Linked DNA regions of Homo sapiens: region 2 is linked to region 1. Evidence: chromatin contacts called from ENCODE Hi-C or POLR2A ChIA-PET data. All regions are on one chromosome and are shown on one strand. The core of a region is the stretch at or near the end of the contact, and the rest is flanking DNA. Distances in the headings are between cores, read along the strand shown. Region 1 overlaps FGD6 (FYVE, RhoGEF and PH domain containing 6). Region 2 holds the start of ELK3 (ETS transcription factor ELK3).

Region 1 (5,230 bases), core at 381-2,880:
TTTTTTTTTTTTTTTTGAGATGGAGCCTCACTCTGTTGCCAGGTTGGAGTGCAGTGGTGCGATCTCGGCTCACTGCAACCTCCACTTCCTGGGTTCAAGCAATTCTCCTGCCTCAGTCTCCCGAGTAGCTGGGACTACAGATAAGCGCCACCACACCCGGCTAATTTTTGTATTTTTAGTAGAGACGGGGTTTCCCCACGTTGGCCAGGATGGTCTCGATCTCCTGATTTTGTGATCCACCCGCCTCGGCCTCCCAAAGTGCTGGGATTACAGGCATGAGCCACTTAGCACCGGCCTTGTTCTCTGAACTTTTGTTCAAACTCCTCTATCCCTCAAAAACGAAAAAAGGGCTGAACACAATCCTGCCTGTAGCACTTTGGGAGGCTGAGTGGGGGTGGATCACCTGAGGTCAGGAGTTCAAGACCAGCCTGGCCAATATGGTGAAAGGTCATCTCTATCTTAAAATTAAAAAAGATGGCCAGACGTGGTGACTCACGCCTGTAATCCCAGCACTTTGGGAGGGTGAGGTGGGTGGATCACTTGAGGTCAGGAGTTTAAGACCAGCCTGGGCAACATGGTGAAACCCTGTCTCTACTAAAAATTAAAAACTTAGCTGGGCATGGTGGCGCATGCCTGTAGTCCCAGCTTCTTGGGAGGCTGAGGCACAAGGATCGCTTGAAGCCGGGAGGCGGGGGCTGCAGTCAGCCGAGATCGTGCCACTGCACTCCAGCCTGGGTGACAGAGCGAGACCCTTTCTCAAAAAAAAAAAAAAAAAAAAAAAACACAACAACAATAAAGGAAAAGAAAAGAAAAAGTCACAATGCTAAGTGATTGAGAGTTTACCTGCACTCTCTAAATATTGGTATCTGGTGGATGCTTCAGGTACCCCCAAGAAATTTGCTTGTTCTGACTGCTAGCTGCGAAGCATTTGACAAACCCTAGACACAGGTATTTGTCTTCTCCTGTCATCCTGTATGTCAGGCAGCAGTAGCCATTGCATTTCAGAGGAGTAGCACACCCCAGGATGACTCTTGTGGTCCTCTGATTTTGGGAAGTCAGACATTTGGTTTGAGTCCTTGACATTCATGGACGTAAGCAAAATTATAAAGGTTGTCAGAAACACCTAGGTTCAAATCACAGCTCCACTGCTTACTACTCGTGTAACCTTAGATGTGTTATTGAACCTCTCTGAGCCTCCATTTTTCTAATCTGGAAGATCAAGATAATATCCACCCCACAAAGTTATCATAGAACTTAAAAGAGAAAATAAATATAAAACGAAACATGAGCACTGTGACTGATGCAGAGTAATAAATGATTCTGGCCACTACTCCACCTGCTCCTAAGATCCTAGTTGATTTCAGTGGTATGGACAATTGGAAACAGACTGCCTGGTTTCAAATCCTGGCTCTGCTAGTATAGCTGAGTGGCTTTTCTCAGCATAGAATGGGTATAATAACGACAACTTGCCTTACAGGTTGCTGTGAAGATGAAACGAAGTACTACACATAAAGTCTTTATGATGGTGCCTGGCATACAGTAAGTGTTACAAAAGCGTTTGCTTCTATTTTTATTAGATCAAAGGTTAGGTCTGAGAAGACAGTGTCTCATTATTTAGATTGTGCAGTGGAGCATGCTATGACTATTGGCATCTCTCCCTTCACCAGTCAAACCTTCCCAAATACCCACTTCCGCCACTCAGTCAGTAACTCAGTAATGTATTTTTATGAGTCATAGAGTTTCAGGTTTCCTCAGCACTTGAATTACATTATGGCAACATATTAAGTCACTGCAGGTTCCGGTCTGGGGCAAGGTGGTATCATAAATAATAATGGATTTCTTTTCCCGCCCTCCCTCCATTCTTTCTGAGATGGAGTCTTGCTCTATCACCCAGGCTGGAGTGCAGTGGAGTGATCTCGGTTCACTGCAACCTCCACCACCCAGGTTCAAGTGATTCTCCTGCCTCAGCCTCCCAAGTAGCTGGGATCATAGGCACATGCCACCATGTCTGGCTAATTTTTTTGTATTTTTAGTAGAGATGGGGTTTCACCATGTTGGCCAGGCTGGTCTCAAACTCCTGACCTCAGGTGATCCACCCGCCTTGGCCTCCCAAAGTGCTTGATTACAGGCGTAAGCTACTGCACCCAGCCCATAACAATGGACTTAAAAGCAAAAGACTTCGATTTGCATCCTGGCTGTGTCAAATATGTATCCGTAAGACAGCAACTCCATTTTTCTGTAATTTAGTTTCCTAATTTTTAGAAGGAGATTACACCTACCTCATAGGTTTGTTAGAACCTTTAAGTGACACCTACAAATTTCCTAATAACCTATAAAGCACTAGTTGTTCTTAAAAACAATTTGAAATAGCCACTTAAAAAATGATCAGCAAAGCACTTTCACCATTGTTATTCTATTCAGAAGAACATTTTAATCTCTGTGCTTCTAGCATACTGTTGCCTCTGCTCTCAGCCACTTCCTTGCATGGTAAATCAAGAGTAAAACTGCACGGTATTGGGAAAGAAGAAAAAGAAGAACAAAAAGTCAGTAGCTAACCTAAGTGCAAAAAGTGTTGGCAATATCTTTCCCTGTTATACTCACAAAAATCTATGTTTATGTATTCTTAAAAATAGGCCGGCACAGTGACTCACACCTGTAATCTCAGCACTTTGGGAAGCTAAGGTGGGAAGATTGCATGAGCTCAGGAGTTCAAGATCAGCCTGGGGAACATATGGAGACCCCATCTCTAAAAAAAAAATTTTTTTTTTTGAGACAGAATCTCTCTCTGTCACCTAGGCTGGAGTGCAGTGGTGGGATCTTCGCTCACTGCAACCTCCGCCTCCTGGGTTCAAGCAATTCTCCTGCCTCAGCCTCCTGAGTAGCTGGGACTACAGGTGCCTGCCACCATACTTGGCTAATTTTTGTATTGTTAGTAGAGATGGGGTTTAATCATGTTCATGTTAGCTAGGCTGGTCTCAAACTCCTGACCTCAAGTGATCTGCCCAGCTCAGCCTCCCGAAGTCCTGGTATTACAGGGGTGAGCTACCACACCTGGCATACAAAAAAATATTTTTAAAGTTAGCCGGGTATGGTAGTGCATGCCTGTGGTCCCAGCTACTCAAGAGGCTGAGGTGGGAGAACTGCTTGGGCCATGGAGGTGGAGGCTGCAGTGAGCCGTGATTGTGCCACTGCATTCCAGCCTGGGTGACAGAGTGAGATGCTGTCTCAAAAAAAACCAAAAACCAAAATTTTCCTGACATTCCCTAGCAAGCAGACTCAGAATGAGAAAAAAAAAAAAAAAAAGAAGAAGAAAAAATTTACCTGGCTGAGAGAATGAAGGAACGTTCTACACTTTCAATCTTTAATTCATTCTGATAGGCTTCTTGGGTAGGTTTTCTGACCTGGAAGAAAGCACAACAATTTGAGCCGACTCATCCTACTGAAAACCATATCAATGAGCTGAAGTTGTCCAATGGCCCTGGCTGCTTACATCCACAACCAATCTTCCTATCCAGCTTTCTCTACTGCTGTTCTCCTTCATCTACTCTATGCTTCAGATGAATTGAAAAGCCCACACACCAGCCCACCTTTCCCACCTCCAGGACTTTGCTCACAGTATGCCCTCCACCTGGAATGCCTTTCCCTTACATCTCAGCATGGCCAAATGTGACCTATACTTTAAGGTCCACTGGCTCTTCCTCCTCTTTCTCCTTCTTTCCTAGCTGCTCTCAAAAGCTACAGGCCAGTCCCCACCATGACCATCAAACACTGCAAGTTCTTTATTTTCTGAATTCCCAAAACTGTAATTGTGCCTTTATAGTGATATTTATTACTGTCTACTTTATAGGTATTTACGTGTAGTGTACTGTCTTCCCAACTAGTTGCTAAGTCCCTGGGGGAGGAAAGACAATAAGAATCATGCTTCAACTTATCTTCATATCTTCCACCAAACCCATTACTGTTTTGTTTATAGTAGTTCTCAATAAATATCCTATGAATACATTAATGCATGAGTGAACAAATGACTACATGAATGAATAATCAAATGCATAAACAGGCAGGGCGCAGTGGCTCACGCCTGTAATCTCAGCACTTTGGGATGCGACGGTGGGTGGATCACTTGAGGTCAGGACTTTGAGACCAGCCTGGCCGACATAGTGAAACCCCGTCTCTGTGAAAAATACAAAAATTAGCTGAGCCTGTAGTCCCATCTACTCAAGAGGCTGAGTCAGGAGAATCTCTCAAACTCGGGAGGCAGAGGTTGCAGTGAGCTGAGATCGCACCACTGCACTCTAGCCTGGGTAACAGAGTGAGACTCTGTCACAAAAAAACAAAACAAAACAAAACAAATGCATAAACAGTAACATATATAGACAGAAAAGTAAAGGATATAAGAAAGATGTTTATCTTAGGGAATTTTCTCTAAAATATATATTTGTTGTTGTTATTATTTTTAATAGAGATGGGGGTTTCACTGTGTTGCCCAGGCTGGTCTCTAACTCTTGAGCTCAAGTTATTATCCTGCCTCAGCCTCCCAAAGTGCTGGGACTACAGGTGTGAGCCACTACGCCCAGCCTTTATTTGGGCTTTTTTTTTTTTTTTTGAGAAGGAGTCTCACTCTGTTGCTCCAGCTGGAGTGTAGTCGCGCGAGCTCAGCTCACTGACACCTCCGCCTCCCAGGTTCAAGCGATTCTCCTGCCTCAGCCTCCTGAGTAGCTGGGATTACAGGTGTGCGCCACCACGCCTGGCTAATTTTTGTTTGTTTTTTTTTTGTATTTTTAGTAGAGATGGAGTTTCACTATGTTGGTCAGGCTGATCTCAAACTCCTGACCTTGTGATCCACCGGCCTCAGCCTCCCAAAGTGCTAGGATTATAGGCATGTGAGCCACCACACTGACCTTATTTGGGTTTAAAAACAAATCACCTGGGTGGGCATCATGTCTCACACCTATGTAACCCCAGCACTTTGGGAGGCCAAGGCAGGCTGATCACCTGAGGTCAGGAGTTCGAGACCAGCCTGCCAACATGGTGAAACCCGTCTCTACCGAAAATACAAAAATTAGCCAGGCGTGGTGGTGGGTGCCTGTAGTCCCAGCTACTCAGGAGGCTGAGGCAGAAGAATCACTTGAACCCAGGAGGTGGAGGTTGCAGTCAGCCAAGATTGTACCACTGCACTCCAGCCTGGGTGACAGAATGAGACCCCGTCTCAAACAAAACAAAACAAAACAAA
Region 2 (5,200 bases), core at 2,647-5,146, 1.1 Mb after region 1:
CATCTTTTGGCTGCTTTTTTTTTTTTTTTTTTTTTTTCTTGAGACAGGGTCTCGCTCTGTTGCCCAGGCTGGAATGCAGTGGTGTGACCACGGCTCACTGCAGCCTAGACCTCCTGAGCTCTGGTGATCCTCCCACCTCAGCTTCCTGAGTAGCTGGGGTAGTTGGGGTCACAGACATGCACCACCATGCCTGGCTGATTTTTGTATTTTTTTGTAGAGAGATGGAGTTTCGCCATGTTGCCCAGGCGGGTCTTGAACTCCTGGGTTCAAGTGATTCGCCTGCTGCGGCCTCCCAAAATGCTGGGATTATAGGCATGAGCCACCTCCCCTGGCCTTGGCTGCTTTTTGATAGTGGGAAGGAAAGCATGGAAAACAAATAGCAGCTTTCTCTTAGAATGCAAAGAACAGAAGCTGCCGACACCTGAAAATAAAAGCTATGCCCTGTGCTTTGAGGAAGACCAGAGTCAGCTCTGAATCACCCATGCATGTGAGGAGCTGAGAGTAGTCGTGTGGACAATCCAAAATACCAGAGAAACTTATCAGGATTTCATATGGGCTGGGAAACCCTAAAGCTGCCCAAAAGTGTGTCAGAAGTGTTTTAGATGAGGTATTTCTTCAAAACAATAAAACTGGTTGACAAAAACATGCTCCCTTACATGTTAGGATTCTACAAAGATTTATTGTGCAAAAATAAAAGCATAAAAATCACTGAATTAAAATGTTTGGCTTTGAATATACTTTTTTTAAAAAACAGACTTCATATACTTCATATGTTTGTGTATGTATTTTTTATTTTTTTAAGAAACAGGGTTGAACAGGTGCGCTGGCTCACACATGTAATCCCAGCACTTTGGGAGGCCGAGGTGGGCAGATCACGAGGTCAGGGGTTCGAGACCAGCCTGACCAACATGGTGAAACCCCGTCTCTACTAAAAATACAAAAATTAGCCAGGCATGGTGGTGCGTGTCTGTAATCCGAGCTACTCAGGAGGCTGAGGCAGGAGAATTGCTTGAACCCGGGAGGTGGAGGTTGCAGTGAGCAGAGATCGCACCATTGTGCTCCAGCCTGGGTGACAGAGTGAGATTCTGTCTCAAAAAAAAAAAAAAAAAAAAAAGAGAAAAAGAAACAGGGTCTCACTTTGTTGCCCAGGCTGGAGTGTGAACTCTTGGGCTCAAGCGATCCTCCTGCCTTGGCCTCCTGAGTAGCTGGTATTATAGGTGAGAGTAGTATCACCACACCTGGCCCCTAGACTATTTTTCACTATTTTTTTTAAGTGATTTATTTTTTTAAATTTTTTTGAGACACAATTTCACTCTGTCACCCAGGCTGGAGTGCAGTGGCTTGATCTTGGCTCACTGCAAACTCCACATCCCAGGTTCAAGCAATTCTCGTGCCTCAGCCTCCTGAGTAGCTGGAATTACAGGCATCTGCCACCATACCTGGCTAAGTTTTGTATTATTAGTAGAGATGGGGGTTCACCATGTTGACCAGGCTGGTCTCGAACTTCTGACCTCAGGTGATCCATCCACCTCGGCCTCCCAAAGTGTTGGGATTACAGGCGTGAGCCACTATGCCCAACCCTAAAGTGATTTTAGACTCACAGCAAAACTGAGAAGGAGGCACAGCGGTTTCCCATATACCTCCTGCCCTGACACGTGTACAGCTTCCCCAATCATCAACATCCCCCACCAGAGTGGTACCTTTGTTGTAATTGAATCTACATTGACACATCACTATCACCCAAAGTCCATGGTTTACATTAGAGTTCATTCTTGGTGTTGTATATTCTGTGGGTCTTAACAAATGTGTCCACCATTATAGTATCATACCGAGTAGTAGTTTCCTTGCCCTCTGTGCTCCTCCTGTCCACCCCTCCCTCCCTGCTAACCCCTGACAACCACTGATCTTTTGTACTATCTCCATAGTGCCTTTTACAAAATGTCATATAGTTTGGAATCATACAGAACATAGCCTTTTCAGACCGGTTTCTTTCAGGCATATATCTCCTAAAGCAAAGCAACATGAGTTCTTAACTGTGTGGATTTTTTTTTTTTCCCTGAGGATAATAAGTTTACATTCTCTCAGTCCAACAGCTGGATCATATAGGGACACCATAGGTGTTCTACTGAGTGACAGAAGAAGATGACTGGGGATTAAAACAATAATACCCTAATTGGAAAATTAGCTGTGGGAAATCAGGGGTTGATAAGCAGCCCTCTTTTCCATATCTTCTCCTTCTGCCCCACTCTCCTACCGTGCCCCCACCCTACACCCCACGGGTTTCCCACTCCTTCTCAGAGGTCTGGAGGGCATTCTCCCACCCTTTCCAGTGGACTACCCACAGGAGCCCTGAAGCAAATGCCCGAAGGAAATTCCTATCACCTGTGTGCTCTGATAGGCACTTGGAGCTGGGATGTGGTACTAATCAGTAAAACATACCCCGTGCCCTTTAGCAGCTCACAGTTGATGGCAGTGAGAAATTTGTAAACAAAATAATCTTTCAGGAGAGACTGCAAAACTAGAAACAAACGTAGTGGAGGAACTCTTAGAATGTGGTCCTTTTGAAAGGACTCACACCCGGCCCCCAGAGAATCTGACTTAATTGGCCTGGGTTGAGTATATTGTTGGAGAGTGTCAAAACACTCCCCAGGTGATTCTGACATTAGCCGGGGCCCGGAACCACCCCCGACCTACTGAATCTGGGACTCCAGGAGAGGCCCAGCCACTAGTGGTTTAACAAGCCCCTTGGGTCAAGTTTGAAAACCAGGGGTCTGGGCTGCTAAGTGGCGGCATGGGAATGGAAGGTTCTGGAAGGTGAGCAGTGAGGTTGGGGCGCAGGCCTGGGAAGGGAGAGGCTCTTCAACAGCCATCCCCCCCAACCTTGTCTCAGCCTAGGGCAATGGGCAGGCTCTCCCATCAGAGCCTGGCCTGAGCCCTCAGAGGCAGGACCTCCTTGAGGGATGTGGAGGTGTGAAGACCAGTTCTGAGACCACAGAGGCTCCCTTCAAGCCTCAGTCTCTGACCCTGCGGGCATTATTTCCATGACTTCCAGTGTTGTGGCTCCTTATCCTTTCCCCACAGGCTCGCCCCCCAACTGAGGGCTGGCTTTTTTATTTTTTTGAGACGGAGTTTCGCTGGTTGCCCAGGTTGGAGTGCAATGGGGCGATCTCAGCTCACTGCAACCTCTGCCTCCCAGGTTCAAGCGATTCTCTCGCCTCAGCCTGCCAAGTAGCTGGGATTATAGGGACCCACCACCACACCTGGCTGTTTTTGTTGTTGTTGTTTTGGTATTTTTAGTACAGACGGGGATTCGCCGTGTTGGCCAGGCTGGTCTCGAACTCCTGACCTTAGGTGATCCATCCGCCTTGGCCTCCCAAAGTGCTCAGATTACAGGCGTGAGCCAGCACGCCCGGCCGAGGGCTGGCTTTTAAAACACCGAAAACCCAGACAGGAACGGTGTCCATCTCCAACCCCAGACGGAAACTGTGCCCGCACCCACAAGAAAAGCAGTCCTTTGCCCAGAGCAACCAAACCCTGAACCCCACTCTCGATTCCCCTCTGCCCCCCAACTCTTCCATCCCAGCGGATGGGAAACAGCGAGTCCAGCCGCCTCCCCACCTCGGGACCCCCCTCCCGGGCCAACTGCGCAGGGCACGACCCCGTCGTGGTGCCCCGCGCGCTCGACCCCCAGGGGTTGAGGTGAGGAGGGATCCCCGGTGTCCCGGGAAGCGCGGCGGCTTCTGCGGGTTGCGGGCGGACCCCCCTCCCCGTGGGGAGGGGCTGCGGCCGCGCGGAGTCGCCGCGGGTCGGAGGCTCCTCCCCGGGGTGGCCGCGCAGGAAGCGGGGCGGGTGGGGGCGGTGCGGGGCGCGCACGGGGCCGGGGCGGCGGGGGAGGCGCGGGCCTGGGCGGCCAGCCCCGGCGCACAGCCGCGGCCGGGGCGCGCGGCGCGGGGCGGAAAAGCCTGTTTACACAGACTGCACACCGCCTGGGGAATAATGCAGTAAAGGAAGTGAGCCGGCTCGGCCTGACTGCTCCAACTTCCTGCTCTCACACACACCAGAGGGGAAAAAAAAAGAGGAGCGAGAGAAAGAAAAAAAGGGGGAAAAATCAGGATCTCATTACAAGAGCCACAGACCGTCTGCAGACGCCTGTCAGCATGGAAAGTCGGGGGCTTTCGCCCGGGTCCTCCTAGAAATTCCCCCCGAAGAAGACTCCCCCACATCTGGGTAGGTAACAGGGCTTCTGCCTGTTGCTCGGACACTTAAAAAGTTTGTTTGGGGGTGTTTTCTTTTTTTCTTTCTTTTCTTGGGCGCGGTGGGGGTGGGGCGGGGGGCGCCGCGGGGTGGGCTGCGGGCCGGGGTGGGGGTGGCGGTGCGTCCGCGCGGGAGGGCCGGCCGCGGGGAGGGGGCGCCGCGGATGCTCCTGCGCCCGCGTCGCTGCCACCGCCGTCGCCCGAGCTCGCGCCGGGCCCGGGGCTGCGGGGACCCTGCGCCCGCGGCTCCCCTCCCTGGGGCTGCGCTGCGACCCCAGAGGAAGGGGCGCCGGGCGTGCAACCCTGGGAGCTCGCCCAGGGCCCCGCTGCAGGCAGCGCGGGGAGCGGGGGACGGCGAGACTTCGGGTCCCTGGGAAGAACCGTGGCAGGAGCAGGCTGAGTGCCTGGAGGCTGGACCACCGCCGACCTTCCAGCTGGGACCGCAGTCAGGCTCCCCTCGAGTGGGCAAAGTGCACTGGTGCTCGGATCCAGGGAGGAAGACAGGGATGGAGAGGGCGGTGGAGGACATGGGTCGCGAAGGTGTGGGGCTGGGGGCTGCGTCCACTCTCGCTTGGCAGGTGACCCCCGCCCAGGTCACCGCCCCAGGCGCACGCCCCATCGGACATTTAAAAGCCGGTGGTCTCTATTGGGCATGGTTTTGGAGAAGGACCAGGCAAGAAATGATCTTGGGGCCCCTTCCACTCCCCATCCCTGTTTACCTTCGAACTCAACGTTGGCCTGTGACGCTACTGTAACTTTTGGGGAGGCGGGATTAAGATTTTGGAGTAGTTAAAAAGCAAAAATAAAAGGTCTTGGTTTTGTTATCTTTTCTGAACCGAATCATCCTAGGGACAAGCTGCAGTTAGGCGGCGGGTGGAGGTGGAAGCAAGAAATGTTATTTCAGAAACTGCAAAAGGGGCTTTTTAGAAAGAAAAAAAAACGAGTGT

Evidence for each region. Hi-C counts contacts between places; a loop is a spot of excess contacts on that map. ChIA-PET counts read pairs that join two places held with the same protein, here RNA polymerase II (POLR2A). Pooled maps may share reads with other maps.
Region 2: a pooled map shows a loop between it and region 1 (10-fold over the local background). The contact joins the promoter of ELK3 here to the enhancer-like site in region 1. A Hi-C loop is called at or near these places in 1 of 37 single-sample maps with no recorded cell type and 7 of 50 pooled maps. POLR2A ChIA-PET finds 5 or more read pairs at or near these places in 2 of 52 experiments (WTC11 and activated CD4-positive, alpha-beta T cell).

The regions. Positions count from the first base shown.
Region 1 is chr12:95,101,686-95,106,915 of GRCh38, forward strand. FGD6 (FYVE, RhoGEF and PH domain containing 6) reads right to left here. Exons shown (of 21, transcript NM_018351.4): 14 at 3,322-3,401. Among named protein-coding and RNA genes, the nearest start is that of NR2C1, 31 kb to the left of the region's middle. Within about 2 kb of position 1,631, at least 4 of the 41 ENCODE cell types and tissues checked have a DNase peak (open chromatin) inside an H3K27ac peak, as active enhancers do.
Region 2 is chr12:96,190,479-96,195,678 of GRCh38, forward strand. ELK3 (ETS transcription factor ELK3) reads left to right here and starts at 3,897. Exons shown (of 5, transcript NM_005230.4): 1 at 3,897-4,227. RefSeq lists a silencer at 3,722-3,861 and an enhancer at 5,193-5,200.